Linked DNA regions of Homo sapiens: region 2 is linked to region 1. Evidence: chromatin loops called from intact Hi-C (ENCODE). Cell type or tissue: ascending aorta. All regions are shown on one strand. Each heading gives the region's core, and the rest is flanking DNA. Links, peaks and the distances in the headings are about the cores only. Region 1 overlaps PRKG1 (protein kinase cGMP-dependent 1). Region 2 overlaps PRKG1 (protein kinase cGMP-dependent 1).

Region 1 (8,557 bases), core at 314-8,313:
ATGAGTGCATTTAATAAAACCTATAAAAAAGCCAGCACCAACTAACAGCAAAATAATGTGCTAGGTACTCATTTATTGAATGTTTGCCAATGTTAAGTGTTTTACTTTTTTTTTCTTTTTTTTTTTTTTTTTTTTAATAGGTCTTGCTCTGTCACCCAGAGGCTGGAGTGCAGTGGCATAATCATGGGCTCACTGCAGCCTCAACCTCCCTAGCTCAGGAGATCATCTCACCTCAGCCTTGTAGTTAGCCGGGACTACAGGCACACATCACCATGCCCAGCTAATTGGTTTTTTGTCTATTTTTGTAGAGACAGGGTCTTCCCATGTTGCCCAAACTGGCTTCAAACTCCTGGCCTCAAGAGATCCTCCCACCTCTGCCTCCCAAAAAATTCTGCTTGGATTACAGGTGTGAGCCAACACCCCCAGCCATGTTGTTTTACTAACCATCATCTTATTAGTTAAGTGCTTTAGTAATCAATATCTCAGCAACACCATTTGTATCCACGAGGAACATACCACTCAGAGAGGTCTAGTCATTAACCAAACTCATAACCCACTACCAAGAGAGTATCATTATAACTATTAAGAGTGTGTGTTCTAAAATATTATAATTTAAAGCTCTGCTGTGTCACTTGCTAATTTTGTGGACTTTGGCAAATTTTACACCAACTAGTAAGACCATGTGTCCTGGCTTTCCCAGTTGCACATGTTGTTCCAAGGTAAGTATGCACAGTGCTCCTTTTCTGTTTGGACAATAAATTATAAAGCCATCCCACCCATAAGCATCAGCTTCCCAAAGTGCAGACAAAGGAAAAGCAAAGCACTCTCGTCATAGGAATATTGTTGAGAGTTACTGTGGTGATGACGGTAAAACTCTTCGCACAGGACATGACAGGCTGTAAAAGCCCAGAAAAGTTTTTTTCTTCTATTATTGTTATTAACTAGCAAGATAGTAAGATAGTGAGCATGTTCTGGTGTTTTAAGAGGTGAAAATAACCCTTCCAGGATCTGAAATGACTCAGAATTGGAACTTTTAGGTATGAATGTCTGCATGTGGAGCAACGTGTGTAGGAGGTAAGATGGTAAGATACGAGAAGCTATAATCAGGGAATGAATTATGGAAGGTCCTGTAGGTCAGAATGAAGAGTGTGGTCTCTATTACACTTTAAGGGGGAAGGTAGTGAAGATTTCTGAAATGAGAATTGACATGACTATATCTGTATTTTCGAAAAATAACTCATTACAGTTTCTCTTTTCCCGCCCCTCTCTCCTATTTTCCCTGTGATACCAATTCCATTCAGCCAATCCCCAAATCTTTTCTTGGCTACTTCCAGAACAATTCAAATATGTACCCTTCCCAGCATCTCCCCCATCATCTAAGAGCCTTCTGGGCACAGTTATCATCTCTCATCTGGACCACTCCAGTAGACCTAGCTCCTACTGGGCTCTCTGCTTTCACTCTTGAACCTCAAACTCAGTTTAATCATCACAGAGAAGCTAGAATCCTCTCTTTTATTTGTTTTCTTTTTAAACTTTTCTGGGGATAATTTTAGATTTACAGAAAAGTTCTGAAAGATATTATAGAGAGTTCCTGTATTCCTGTCCCCCAGCTTTCCCAATGTTACCATCATACACAACCCAGGTATGTTTATCAAAGCTGAAAAATGGGTACATCTATATTAACCTAATTACAAACATTATTTAGATTTCACTGTTTTTCCACTAATATCCTTTTTCTGTTTGAGGATTTAATCCAGGATTTTGTGTTGCATTTAACTGTTGTATCTCCTTAGTGTTCTCCAATCTATGACAGTTACACAATCTTTCTTTGATTTTCATTGACTTAACAGTTCTGAGGAACATTAATTAGGTATTTTGTATAATGTCCCTCAATTTGTGTTTGTCTTTTGTTTTCTCATGATTATGAATTTGGGAGATGATTATCACAGAAGTAAAATATCCCTCTTATCAGATCATGTTGGGTAACATTAACCTTCATTACTTGGTACTAGTGGTGTCTCCCAGGTTTCTCCATTATAAAGTTACTGCTTTTTCTCTTTCCATATTCTTGTTCATTGCAAGTGAGTCACTAAAACCTGCCCACACTCAAAGGGCAAGGAATTAAGCTCCACTTCCTCAAGGAGGGAAGATCTATATTTACTGCTTGGAATTTCCCTCTCTCTCTCTCTCTTTTTTTTGAGACAGGATATTGCTCTGTCTCCCAGGCTAGAATGCAGTCTTGCAATCATTTCTCACTGCAATCTTGAACTCCTTGGGCTCAAGTGATGCTCCCTTCTCAGGGGCCTCTTGAGTAGCTAGGACTGCAGGCACTTGCCACCATGCCCAGATAATTTTTAAAATTTTTTGTAGAGATAGTCTTCCTTTGTTATTTAATCTGGTCTCAAACTTCTGGCCTCAGGCCATTCTCCTGCTTAGGCCTCCCAAGGTGCAGAGATTACAGGCATGAGCCACCACACCTGGCCTAGGAATTCTAACTTTTTTTTTTTTTTGCACTCATTAACTATCCTTACTCCACTCCCCACTCCCCTCACCCCTGGCCCCTACTACCCTTCCCAGCCTCTGGTAACCATCCTTCTACTCTCTGTCTCTATGGGTTCAATTGTTTTGATTTTTAGATTCTACAAAGAAGTGAGAACATATGATGTTTGCCTAGGAGTTTATCTGTAAGAAAGATTTGTACTTCCTTCCTCATTTATTTATTTATTCAAACATTTTACTTATATCACTATGATTCATGAATATTTATTCTATAACATGCTTTCAAAGATAGAAATTCTATGTGTCACTTGTTTGCTTAAAATGCCCCAATGGCTACCCTTTAGAAGAAAATCTAAGAAGAAAATCCAAACTCCTTAGCCTTCTGACAAAGCCTATCTAATGCACCTAGCTTGATGCATCTATCTCATATCACTCCTCACTCCCTACTCTCGCCTTCCCCGGCCCACAGTAGCATAGCCACACTGGCCTGGTCTTCACTTGAGCTTGTTGGACTGCTCCCCTGTTCCCACCTCTGGACTTTGCATGAGGTGTTCTCTGCCAGGAATACTCTTATTTCTGGTTTTTATTTAGTACTCAGCTTAGAAGCGACCTTTTCAGAGAAGGCTTTCTTGATCACCTATTCCAAAGTAACCAGTTATTCTTATATTCTTTACATAGTAGCCATTATTGTTATTTTACTATATCAATTTGTTGTTTTTCCCCACCACCAGCACCACTTGAATGTAAACTCTAGGAGAAGACGGGCTTCATTTCACAACACCTAGCGCTCAGAACTATGTCTAGTGCACAAGAAATAATTAAATGTTTAATGAGTGTATACATAAACATGAATGAAGGGGAGGACTAAGAAACCTGAGACAGAAAGATGATTTAGAAAACTATTATAATGTAATAATCAAGGCAGAAACCAATGAAGACCTAAATTTCATAGAAGACTTGTAATGTGCTGTCTGTGCTGTTGATGATAAGTTCATTATTTCTTTTTTTTTTTTTTTTGAGACAGAGTCTCGCTCTGTCGCCCAGGCTGGAGTGCAGTGGCATAATCTCAGCTCAGTGGAAGCTCCGCCTCCCGGGTTCACGCCATTCTCCAGCCTCAGCCTCCTGAATAGCTGGGACTACAGGCACATGCCACCATGCCCGGCTAACTTTTTCATATTTTTAGTAGAGACAGGGTTTCACCATGTTAGCCAGGATGGTCTCAATCTCCTGACCTTGTGATCTGCCCACCTCAGCCTCCCAAAGTGCTGGGATTACAGGCATGAGCCACAGTACCTGGCCCATTACTTCTCCATTTCTAAAGATGCTTCCCTTCTTACTTGAGGATCATAAATTTCATACTGTAATCTAGGGATGTGCCTGGAGTTAAGCACAAAGCCACCTTTACATTAAATCAGCACAGTGACTAGTTTTCAAAAATAATTAGCTGCCCTCTTGGCTCTGCATCCCCTAGCTTTATTTGACAAATCCTTCCTTTGGTCTCCCAATCAGTTGCCAAAGCTAATTCCCAAACAGTTCCCAAACTGTTGCCTAAGCTGTTACTCAGAGCTCATGTCTACACAGGAACAAAACCAGACAAAAAAGGTGGAGAGAAAGGAGACTGCAAAGAGGGGGAATGTCTGGTATTTGTCTTCCATCTGCTTCCCCAGTCTTAAGTCTTGCTCTGCTCTATTTTCAGACCTGGGTACGTCGACCTGAGGGTGCTTTCACGGCTTCCTTACTGGAAGAACCAGCTGGAATTCCGCTGCCCACCAGTGTGTTCACATTGCCTGCCACTCCCTCCCACCCTCAATCCTGACAAGACTTTTATACTTTGCAAAAAGCAATATTATTGGCTGGGCACAGTGGCTCACGCCTGTAAACCCAGCACTTTGGGAGGTCAAGGCAGGTGGATCACTTGAGGTCAGGAGTTCAAGATCAGCCTGGCCAACATAGTGAAACTCCATCTCTACTAAAAATACAAAAAGTTAGCCAGGCGGGCGTGGTGGCCTGCACCTATAATCCCAGTCACTTGGGAGGCTGAGGCAGGAGAAGAGCTTGAACCCAGCAGGCAGAGGTTGCAGTGAGGTGAGATGGTGTCACTGCACTCTGGCCTGTGCAACAGACAGAGCGAGACTCCATCTCAGAAAAAACAGCAATATTATTAACAAAACTGCCCTACATTCACTTCAAAGGAGGTCAAGAGAGAGACAAAACCAGAAATCAGGCAATGAAGAACTTGTTTTAATTCAATCTTAAGCCCATGTTTGTACGAACCTGGAGGCTAATCTGTATGCTCACTCTGGGAGTGCTGGGTTATTAAGGTAAGTGATCAGGGAACTTATTTCCAGGAAACACTTTAAGTAAAATGTTGTAAAAGACTGTGGACAGATGTTTAGGTCCCAGAACACCAGGTACTTCAGAGGTCTTGGGGTACATGACTGTCCAGATACCTGGGCTTAATTTTGAGACATGGATTTTAGAATGGCAGAGAATGTTATGTTTGACTGTAAGCCTAGATGAAGACACTCAAATATCCTCCAGTACAATTATCAAAAACAGGGGTGACGGACTGTAAACTAAAAGAGCCAGGTTTCGGCTTGATAGCCAAATAAAAGATGTAATTGCTTTTGGAAGCTGTGTGAGGTCAATTCTCTCCCACTCCCCACAAGAGCAGCAGATAGGAACAGGCAAGAAGCAAGCAGTAGTAGCAGCAGGTGGTAGAAAGAAAGAATGAAGTGTTTCATTTCACCAGGAGAAGGGGTAATAAGGGACCATCACGCTGCAAAGCAAAGAATATGGAACCATTATGATGCTTGACATCCACATAGCAAGAAGCCTCAGCATTTGGGGGAAGTGAGATTTGGGAGGAGAATATAGAACGGCTTGGCATCCTAATAATCCCCATGTCTATGAATGCCTAAGACCCACCCGTCTAATGACAAGCTTGGAAAGGCCTGGGAAAGTAAAGTTCACACAATCACATATAAAAATGTCAACACTTTTGATGGACATCATCAAATTTAGTAATACACATCTAAGTTTTCTAAGAAAAGTTTTCAAACATTTTTTTCATTCTGACTTTCCATATCAGGGCCGTTTACATCATCCCCTTAGATATAAGGCAGGGTGAATCTTGGTGCAATCATAGAAAAATGGCAATATGTCCCCTTTATGTGGGAGGAAGTCAACAGGATAGGAGATCTAGAATAGTAACAATAGTGACAATAATAACTGCTATTTTTAACAGATGTTTATTGCTTAGACTGTTGAATCACCTTCTATTCCATAGAACAGTTACATTTCAGGACACATTAATGCCCTCCACTTGAATATAATCATAGTAATCATGTTCAAATGAAGGGTTTCTCAAAGTGAAGTCTGCATACCCCCTGAGGACTTGATTCCAAATGTTCATTCCAAATGCAGATTCCAGGGCTCTCTGTCCAGAGTTTTATTTAACCTGCCTAGAGGACACCCAGGTATCTTCATTCTATTGAGTTCCTATAGAGATTTCTGACACATGCTAATTAGATTAAGAAATCTTGCATAATTTGTAAATTTGTTTATATATGAAGCTTGAAAAACAGTAGAAAAATGAAATCTAAGTTGTATATAATGAAATGCTTTTGTGGAGTGAGGTGATGAGGAACACAGGGTAAATAAAGTCTAACAATAAATAAAAGCATATCACAAAAAACCAAACCTCCCTATTATCCCATCTTCCAGTCTTCTTACACACAGGAAACTATTATTAGTGTCTTAGATATCCTTTGAGAAATACTTTATGAATATACCAATGAACAGCTCATATATATATATGCACATCCCACGGGGGGAAATAAAAAAAGAATAGTGGCATACGGTAACACTGTCCTGTCCCTTGCTCTTTTTCATTAAATATATTTATAAGAGATAATTTCATAAGAACACATAGAGATTACTCTCATTTTTAAAATAGTTGCATGTAATTCTCTAATAAAGGATACATTTTTATGACATACAGCTCTAATAAATATAATTCACTTATCTAATTCACTGTTAATATATATTTAGGTTGTTTCCTGCATTTCGTGAGTACAAACAATGAATGATACCTTCCAACCTTTCAAAACTACTGCTCCAAGTGATGATAAGGAGAAGGATAAATCAGTCTTTCAGTGACCACAGGAAAGTGTCATGGCCATTGGGTGACATATCTGACATTCTCTGGAATGGCTGGTACATACTGTAGTACACAAAAATTTTGACCTACCACATCCCTCCATCTTCCTCTTTAGGTCATTTCTTTGCCTTCTACATCTCTTCCTTCTATCTTTCAAGATATAAAGGAACTTTTTCTCTCCTAAAATTCTACCCCTTTAAACTACCCATCTTTCTTTCATTCTACTATTTTCGTTGTCATAAATGTGCCTTAAGTCTCCCACCTGATTGAAGGTTGCTGCAGGACAGTAGCTCATGCCTCTCCCATGGTGTTTACATGGAGTTTGTAGACACTCTTTCCCTCTCTACAAAGAGAACTATGGTCATCCAATATGGTAAGCCCTATATAAGTGTAAAAAATAAAAGCAATAGGCCGGGAGCAGTGGCTCACGCCTGTAATCCCAGCACTTTGGGAGGCCGAGGTGGGCGGATCACGAGGTCAGGATATGGAGACCAGCCTGCCAACACAGTGAAACCCCGTCTCTACTAAAAATACAAAAAATTAACCGGGCTTGGTGGCGGGCGCCTGTAGTCCCAGCTACTCGGGAGGCTGAGGCAGGAGAATGGCGCAAACCTGGGAGGCGGAGCTTGCGGTGAGCCGAGATCATGCCACTGCACTCCAGTCTGGGCAACAGAGTGAGACTCCGTCTCAAAAAAATAAAAATAAGAATAAAAATAAAAAATAAATAAAAACAACAGTGAACACTGATCTACTGAATTAAAATAGCTCTTTTAGATTCTAAATAACATCTGGGATTCTAAATAATGTTTGGATGCCTTTTTCTTAAAAGATATTAGAAACCATATAATTATATTGCTGCCCTGTCTGACCCAATACTAATACACTAAACACAATCACTTGCATTACATAAACTTATGGAAGCCTGAGGTGTGCATCATGTTTTAGAGTCTGCAAAAGACTTCCATAGTTCTAAAGCTAGGAAATGTTCAATCCATCTTAATACTCTATTTAAAAATAATGCCTTTTGAACATCTAAACATGAAATCTGCTGTTTTACGTGTTTTTCTTTACCAAAGAATCATATATATCTTATTCCACATATATTTCTTTCTTTTGAATGACAGTGTAAATGTAAAACAGCTTAAATTAATAGCTACCTCTTCTGCTTTACTTTTCCCCTATGTGAAATAACTTAGAGTTGGTAGGCACTCTGTTTTAATAAGGAAGCAACCATCAAAAATTAGAAAAGAATTCAACACAATAAATTTTCTTGGCAAAATAATATATTAGCTAAATGGTTTTTATTAAATCACCTGTTCAACTGGCCTCTGGTTTAAGTGCTATACAATAAATGACAAAATAACCCTTTGCAAAAAATTTTCAGTATTCTGTCATGTAGTTACAGATTTCAGAATTTTTTCCTGTCAGTTTTATGCTGCATTTCTTTACAAAACTGACAGGAAGCTGACAAGGCAAGAAAAGTTAGAAAATGTGGCTGCTGGTGAAATTTAATAGAATGTTTCCTTTGGGGGAATAAAACATGTATTCTAAGTGCAGAAAAATATAAAGCAGAACTTTTAGGAGTTAATGATTTTCCTTAATGAAACCGCTGACAGTTATATTCCAGCTCTGGCTTTTACTTGCTGTATAACCCTGGGAAAATTAGTTACCCTAACTGTGCCTCAGTTTTCTCATCCATCAAAAAAAAAAACCCTCATAGAGTTATTGTGTAGGTAGAATGAGCAGTTATGTGTAAAACACTTAGCATGGGATGGCATTGTAATTCTAATAATAATTGTTTGGATTCACATGGCTGTCTTATGTGAGGATGAGGATTAAATAATTCGAGGCAGGTGGATCATGAGGTCAGGAGATCGAGACCATCCTGGCTAACAT
Region 2 (8,557 bases), core at 304-8,303, 160 kb before region 1:
GAGGCCCCTCCCCCACCCATCCCACATACTATCTGCCCCCCTTTTCTCTAAGTAACTCCTACTTGTCATTTACTCTTATACAAGCCTTTTATTTTTTCTTTAGAGCACTTTCTATAATTATAATTACTTGGGTAGTTATTTGTTTAATGTCTGCCTTCCTTCTAACCTAAAAATTTACTGAAGGCACCCAGCACAATTTCTGGCATCTAAAGATACTCAATACTTAATTCTTGAATTGATGAACCGATAGGTTGATTGCAATAGAGCCAAAAGCAAAACTGTGTCTCTTGCCTCATACATTAGTGTTCTTGTCCTTGGAATTTACCATCCTCCTCTCCATTTGTGGGAAATCAGTGTGAGGTTTTACTGGGGAATATCTTTTGCATTTTAAATCCAGGATATGAGTGGATACAATTTTTTAGAGGAGGACGTTTTTAAAAGATTAACACAGCCAAAACCAATACAGGACTTTTATATTAGTTACCAGCTTCTCCTTCTCTAAGATTCTCAGATTATTCCATAATTCTTATTTACAAAGCTTTATTCCCCACAGGAAACCAGAAAGATAGTAACTCTTAAATGGAAAAATGGGGACCTGGCAATTCCAGTGGAGCAGACCATTATTCAATGAAGTGTACTCAGGAGGTAAGACAGAGCAGAGCCAGTAGACTTAGTCCCAGACACAAGGGCTGATTTCCACCCCAGACCTTGCTGACAAAATGTCATCAAGCTTCATAATAATTGAGCTCTAACTCAATTACATAATGTAAGTTTCAACTAACTCACATTATTTAATCTTTTTTTTTTTTAGCTCAGTTCTACATATGGACAATGGGCTAATTACTTTCTATTTAATTCCTAAGATAATTATAATGACTAAAATACTTTGTAAAATGTAAACCATAATTTAAACATATAGTATCACACAAAATATTTTTTAATCAAATACAATAAAATTTTCTTGTGCAAACGAGGTATCTCTTTCTGATGTAAAAGGTGGAGGCTGAGAAAATACGTCCAGAAGCAAATATCCAATGGATGTGCAGGCTGGTACTGTGCAATGCAGAAATCTCACTTACATTCTGCTCCATGTAAAGGATGCTTGCTAGAATTGCACAGGCCACAGCCTGAGGTTCTTTACATAGTGGCTACAATTTCCTTGCTTGCCATAGTGGCCCGCTGTGGGATTCAGGTAGTATATTTGTGAAATTCCTTCCACTGAGTAACATCAATCGGATTTCAGAACCCAGATGCCCACAGGTGGCATTCAATTCCACTGTTATCTAGGAAAAACTGCAGTTGACTTCCCTAACTTCAGAGACCTACACTCAAGCCAGCAGGAGGAAAGATAAGCTCTGGATGGTGGCATCAGAAGACCTATATACTAAATCTACACATAGGATTTTTGTTTCCTACCAAGGGAGGCAGGTTTAAAGTCATGGACACATAGCTCTAACAGCTCAGTTGGGTTGCTCACACTGAGAGAGATGTAGACTTACAGAACTTGAGTAAAAAAGAAAACCTCAGAGAAAGTGACTCATGGTAGTTTCCTTGTCTGCAGACAATTCCCTCTTCTGTGCCTCAGGCTCTTACAGCACTTTATACTTCTGTCTACAACTTCTCACAGATGGACATGAATCATAGTTCTGTATGTGTTTGGTTCCCAAGGGATAGTAAGAGACTTGAGGCCAGCAACTTTTCTCGTTCATCCCAGGGTGACTCAAATGAAATGGGCCTCCTTGAGTCAGCCCTGAACTCACCCCAGTTCATCTTAAGACTAACAGCACAGTTACATAGCAAAGTGAAAGCAAAACAAAACTAATCAAAGGATAAAATGTTTACAAATATATTATAGTCCAGGTTTCTGCTATTTTTTAAAAGCCCAGATCATGTCACAGAAGTCCACTTAAGGATGATTACAGCCAAAAACAAATTGATATTTACAAGCAAATACATGTTGATGCTGGTTTCTTTCTATCTCCTGCCTATTCTGTTTTGATGTCAGCTTGAAATATTTAGAGGTTGACAAGGACAGAAACCAAAGGCCCTGGACTTATTGGACAGTTATAGATAGGTCAGTAATGCTGCCTCTGTGTGGGAAAGCTGGCAATAATGGGATTAGACATGCCAGTTCCATTTGCAGAGGTCTGGTTCTTAAATAAGTGACTCAAATGCTTTGTTTTGTCACTGCATTAAAGTCAATATGTGTGTGTCTGTTCTCTCTGTATGTTGATTTCTCTTTGACAGAAACTCATTATGAGAGACAGCTACTTAGGTGGAAGCTCATTTGGAATTCACCAAATAGCCAGCTCTAGTCAGTATGGGAAGAAAGGAAAATGGCTTGTGACAGGAATAAATCCTTCAATAGAAACTGTTGGTATTCTCCTTCTGGTGAGACTCTGGGGAGTAACAAAATTAGATGGTGAGTAGTTTCAGAAAAGGAGGACCTCAAGCAATTAGGCATCTCTTAGAAAGATGATTACATAGACCTATGGTATAAGGATAGGGTCCTTTCTTATAAAACTTTTTTTCTTAGTGATCCACCAAGGAAAATCATTTAGAATGGTTGTATGAGTAGTTTTATCTGGTATAGGGACAGCTAATTTGCTCTGAATATTTTTACATCCACTTTCTAGACTGATGTTATCCATTTGGTATAGATTTGCCACTTACATATTGAGAGGAGGTTTCTTACTGACACATCAAAGCAAACTTCCCCCTGTTCAACATAGTATATTGAGCCAATCAAAATAGTTGTGAAATAATAAAGTGTTCATACTTTAATGGTGAGCAGTGCTGGATACACACACACACACATATATTCACACATATATACATACATGCACACACACACATATATATTGCTTTATATTTATATATACATGTTTAAATTATATATGTTATTTATTACACTGTTAAACATTATTTATGCATTTCTGGTTAATGATGTCTAATATATACTTGGTAGCATGTTAAAAATATTTTTTAAAAATTGAATTATGTTAACTTAGTCATATGCTATCCTGAGAAGTAAAAAATACATATTTCTAGGACAATTTATCCATACACATGGGCAATAAGTTTATTTCCAGTGTTAACTGATTCCTCAACTATTGTAGTAGTGGTATCTTTCTGAAATTTCATCTTACTTTCTGAGTGTGCTAAGTTGGCCTAATTGTGAGACACATTCATTTAAAAAAGTAATTCTAATCTGGATGCTGCCACCATGAGGTGGGAAGTTGGGAAAAAAGAGAATATACTTCAAATTATCTTTATGGGAAAGTTAGTTGAGTATAACCTGAGGAAACAGCATGTCTTAAAGAATAGGGCAAAAATCTTTCAGAAGAAAAATCCTCTTGGTGTAATCTTTTTGAAATTGGTTCAATCTTCTTTACATTTCTGTTGCAAATGCTATTATGGAAAGATGTTCGGTGGTTATAGGCCAGTGATTACAGAGATTGAGTGCTGGGGTAATAAAGAAGTGAATTTTGAGGTTTTTAAAAATGCATATTTTACTTGGAAGCATGAGCTTTTGAAAACTAAACTGCTTTAAAATATAAAATATGTAATCAAATACAAATTCTTGTCAGAAAAATGCTGCTCAACAAATTGTACCTGTTTGCACTGATAAGCAAGGCAATAAGAGTTCTTTAGATACCATCATGCACTTACTTGATGGGAAAGTATAGAAATCCTACCAAAAAAAATCTGAAAATAAAGCTTATCGGGTTGTTTAAAGTTGTTTAGGTGAGAATCTAGCTTGGATCATAAAACAGTTAATCAGATGATGTTAGTATTCATGGCAGGCTGAACCTCCTGAAAAGAAAGATAATCTGGAAAGCTGGGTACAGGTGGTAGTGCACCACCTGTAGTCACAGATACACAGGAGGATTGCTTGAGCTCAGGAATTCAACACCAGTTTGCGCAACATGGGAGGGTGCATGGGGGGAGAAAGACAATCCTAAGAAAGGACCTAAATTCACACACAAAAAGGGACACTCTGCCAGAGTGTTTTGTTTTATGTGGGGTTCTCCCAGAAGCAGATCTGAGCCAAGGATTTGAGTGTGAACAGTTTATCTGTGAGCTGATCTCAATAACCATTGGTAGGGAAGGAAAGGTAGTCAATGGAGTTTTCATTACTAGGCAAATTTCCATTGTGGGGAACTGGAGCTTGATTCTGCTGGGTAATATTAGGAACCCAGGTAAAACCCAGGCCCTAGAGTTATCCCACCCCGGTGCAAGGGAACTGGGTATATCATACACAAGTTCTCGCTGGTCTCTGGGTGAGTGGTGCTCCCAGATTCATTAATTTCTTGGCACTTCCAGCTTGCCACATGGAGGCACAAACCATGCTCTGGTGGCAAGAGGCCCTCAAGCAAACACTTGCAGGTGCTGGCAGCTGGGAGTCTCAAATGGTAAGAAAAAGAAATATTGCTGGAACACTGACAACGTTTGCTGAACAACGTAACTGGCTGGCTATTCTGAATGAAATGAAAGTAAGCATGATTTGCCTAAGGCCTTATATAGATATTAAAAAGCAAGCAAACAAACAAAAACAAATATAAACCCCACAAATACCAAAAGACCTACCCTAGGAAAATTGAGATATGTGTGTAAGATACTACACTACACATTTCCATCCTACAGACTATGACAGCAAGGGTTTTTCTTTTATAAACAGGTAGATTAAGCAGCTACCTCTGTAGTCTGATTTGAGAAACAGAAAGGTCCATAAACCAAAATATTTCCTCTACTTCCCCCTTTCCACTATTTAAAATGCTTCCCTTTGAGATTTGTCACTTTGTGTGAGCTATATTACACTCTGTGTGTGTGTGTGTGTGTGTAACACAAATATACATATCTATGCACATAAATGTGTTCATGGATGTGGGGAGGGCAAATGTATTAACAACTTGTGGCAAGTTTATTTATTAATTAGCTCTCTTTAGGAAAAGAGACAGAGAAAGTGCTGTTTTTAAAGGGAAAAGGTAGTTCCTTTCCCCTTCCTTAAAGGGAAAACAGAAAAGTTTACAAATCCCATGTTCTAAGCCCAAACCAAAGGTAAAGGGTGCTGTGTCATTGACGGCATGTGCTCTGAAAAAGAAAAAAAAAAAAGAAAGAAAGAAAAGAAAGGAATAAAGGAGGAGGAGAAAAAGAAAGACAGAATAACTCTCTAGATAACACTTACCTATTCCAAAAATTTGTACTGGATACGTATGCTTGGCCACAACGACTTGAAGAACTCCAGGTGGCACCATTCTTACAAAATACAAAACGATGTTTCCCCCCAGAGTTGTGAAACATGATATCCTTGCACATATGGTTGGGTTATTTTCCCTTTTTGCTTTAAGTATTACTTCAGAATTAACTAAATTTGATCACATTATTTTTTAAATAAACATATTTAAATGTCCATGGAAAGTCGAAAGATACTTTGTCAATCAAAACATTTTTTAAAAATTTCATTAGGTGAGCTTTCTATTTAAAGAGAATCTGAGCCAGGGATGGTGTCAAGTGTCTGTATCTCAGCTACTTGGGAGGCTGAAGCTGGAGAATCTCCTGAGCTCAGGAGTTCAAGACCAGCCCAGGCAGCATAGCGAGACCCTGTCTCTAAAATCAGCCAACCAACCAACCAATCAATCAATTAATTAATATGAAGGGAATCTGGGGTGGTTTTTTTTTTAAAACAATTATTTGAAAATACAAATTTATCTGTTTGGTCTATTAAGATTCTCATGTGCAGTATTTTTTTTTTTTCATTAAAGCTTAAAGCATTTCTCACATTCACCAGTTACCAGCTGTATGGTCTAATAAAGCGCATTTGTCCACTATGAAGCAGTTTCTCTATCTCACAAATGCATTCAACACTTACCTAATTCAGGTGTGTTTGGTATTTCTAGTATTCCTAAAGCTACATTTGAAAGATAGAGTTGAATTTAATGGAAAAAGGTACTACTACTTTATGTTGTTTTCTTCTAATCAAGCAGGCTTCCACAGAGTGGAAGTGTTAAGTAAGAGGAAAAGGATGATTATTATGATAATTACCACTTTTGAAATATCTCATTTGTAAGGTCTAGTGGCTTATGAGAGCAGAGATTCTGGCCCTGCCCTCTCCCCAGAATCCAGGAAGTGTCTGGAACACAGTAGGGGCTCAAATTAATTATTTAATTACCTAACTAATTTCACACAATCTTCCCAATAGGAATGTGAAGTAAATATTATTAACCTCATTTTACAGTGGGAAAATTAAAGCTCAGAGAAATTACATAATTATTCCCAAACAGCTGGTAAGTGATAGAAGTCTGTATTTACATTTTCTAGGGAGAAAAACAAACAAACATAAACAACTCTATTTCACTACATATTCTACCATTTAAGGTACATATATTTTACCACAACTTGCTATAGCTTGTGATTATCTTAACTCAGATGTCTTCTTCTTTTTCTTTTAGGAAATGGGCTAAGGTACCAGCAAAGCTTTATTTAGATGCTCTTAAGCTTTGGCATATTCGTGCTTTAAAAAAAGCACGAACATTTCAAATTCAAGTGAACGTACAGTATGCATCAACAACATATTGGATTTGCAGATAATGAATTTACAAAAAAATGGTGAAAATATTAAAATCACTTCACAGTTGCATGATATTTTGATGTTATCTGTACTACTACTTCTCGGCTTTCATGCTCTCTTGTATAAATTATCTAACTTTTACGTTTTCTGCAAAGGCATCTTCAAAAAAATTTGAACATCCATGTATTTTTAATGAAACAGAGCAGTCTGCTGAAGATGCACAAGGCAACAGTTTTATGTTATTTCATAAGCACACAGATTGATGGCAAAAGGAGAACAAATCATATTCAGAAAAATTCCCTCAGAGAAGCTCAGCAAGATTGGGAATGGTCTCAGCAGCACTAAACTACACTCTATGCCCAGTAATCAAGATTTAGTGAATATGCCTGCCTGCCATTTGAGGTTGCTGTTAAATTTGGCTCAAATAATTTTCCATACACTGGCTATGGGCCTTAATTTTCCATCAAGTAGCTAAAACAGATAAATTAAGGTACAATGAAAGTAGACTTTTACTTCAAAATGGTGGTAAATTTAGTACAATAAAGTATAAACAAGATAGAGGACTTGTTTTAAAAAAAATGCAAATAAATGAGAGTATGAAGATCATAAATTGGTCAATACTTACGGAAAACATTTCTAATGTTTTGGCTATAAAAATTCTGTTTCTTGGCCGGGCATGGTGGCTCACGCCTGTAATCCCAGCACTTTGGGAGGCCGAGGCGAGTGGATCACTTGAGGCCAGGAGTTCAAGACCAGCCTGGCCAACATGGCGAAACCCGTTCTCTACTAAAAGTACAGAAATTAGCTGGGGCACGGTGGCACGTACCTGTAATCCCAACTACTTGGGAGGCTGAGGTGAGAGAATTGCTTAAACCCGGGAGGCAGAGGTTGCAGTGAGCTGAGATCATGACACTGCACTCTAGCCTGGGCGACAGAGCAAGACTCCGTCTCAAAAAAAAAAAAAAAAAGATTATTTATTTTATTAATTTAGAAATTATTCAAGCTAAGAATGTAGAGACATAGATGATTAGATAGACAGGTGGATAAATAAAAAATTAACTTCAATTAACCTGAAAAATTACCAGTTACAACTCTCACATAACTAAATTTTGACTGTACTACAGTTTTTAGGGTAGAGGCTGAGTCCAAGTTTAATATCAACAAGAAAAGCAGTCCCTGAAATATATCCTTTGGTAAATAAAGATTAAAATTAATCCCATGAATCCCATAATTATAGTTTTCTTAAACTATATGGCATTATATAATGAAAACAAAAATTATTATTTTGAAATCCTGTAACATCACAAATCATCAAGTTAAGTTTGAATGATATTTATCATGTTTAATAAGACAGAAAGAAGGACTGGATCTCTTCAAGTCAAAATCCTTAATACTGAAGAATTAAAATAATTAGGTATTTGATATTATTACATGTGAATTCCAGTTAGCCAGTGTTTTACTGCATCTTCCTAAAACAAATGGTGCAGATATAACTATATAGGCTTGAGAAGTAGAGGTCATACAAACATTACGGTAAAGAAAATTTTATATAAAATTTTATTTTTCAATTTATTTTAATTTCCTAAAATCAATGAATAATCATAGAACTAGGCTCTGAACCTAAGAAAATAGGTACCCTATGAAATTGCTAATATTCAGCCATCCCAAACTCAATAATTTCATATGGTTTACCTAGTACAAAAAGGACACTTATTAATTTTATATACATACATTGAGTATCTGCTGTGCAAGAGTTGCTGTGAGGAATACAATGATTAATGAGACAAATAAAAATGCTACTTGCTTATAAATAATTTACAGCATATAAGGATTTACCAGTAAGCACGTGGTAAGCATCATAACAATATGGAGGAAAAAACTATATAGTTATTTAATGATGCTAAAAGAAATTTTTTAAAGGTTTTAAGAAAAATTGAAAAAATTATAAGTCTTGTAGTTAATTTATCTTTGCCACAAGGGAAGAAT

What was found. Peaks named below come from ENCODE experiments on the same cell type or tissue, not always from the same donor. Only the 100,000 strongest peaks of a DNase experiment are listed, where the experiment ranks them.
Region 2: it touches region 1 in a loop (2.4-fold over the local background); 5 of 110 quality-filtered maps call a loop at or near these places.

What each region holds. Positions count from the first base shown.
Region 1 is chr10:51,712,791-51,721,347 of GRCh38, reverse strand. The region is part of intron 3 of PRKG1 (protein kinase cGMP-dependent 1); the gene reads right to left. Among named protein-coding and RNA genes, the nearest start is that of CSTF2T, 17 kb to the right of the region's middle. In ascending aorta, for the core only: no CTCF peak of the experiment used is centred there; a DNase peak (open chromatin) is centred at 4,217; H3K27ac peaks cover 7,365 bases.
Region 2 is chr10:51,872,511-51,881,067 of GRCh38, reverse strand. All of the region lies in intron 4 of PRKG1 (protein kinase cGMP-dependent 1), which reads right to left. Among named protein-coding and RNA genes, the nearest start is that of CSTF2T, 180 kb to the right of the region's middle. RefSeq lists enhancers at 1,428-1,487, 1,588-1,657. In ascending aorta, for the core only: a CTCF peak has its summit at 4,333; a DNase peak (open chromatin) is centred at 1,707; H3K4me3 peaks cover 309 bases; H3K27ac peaks cover 4,951 bases.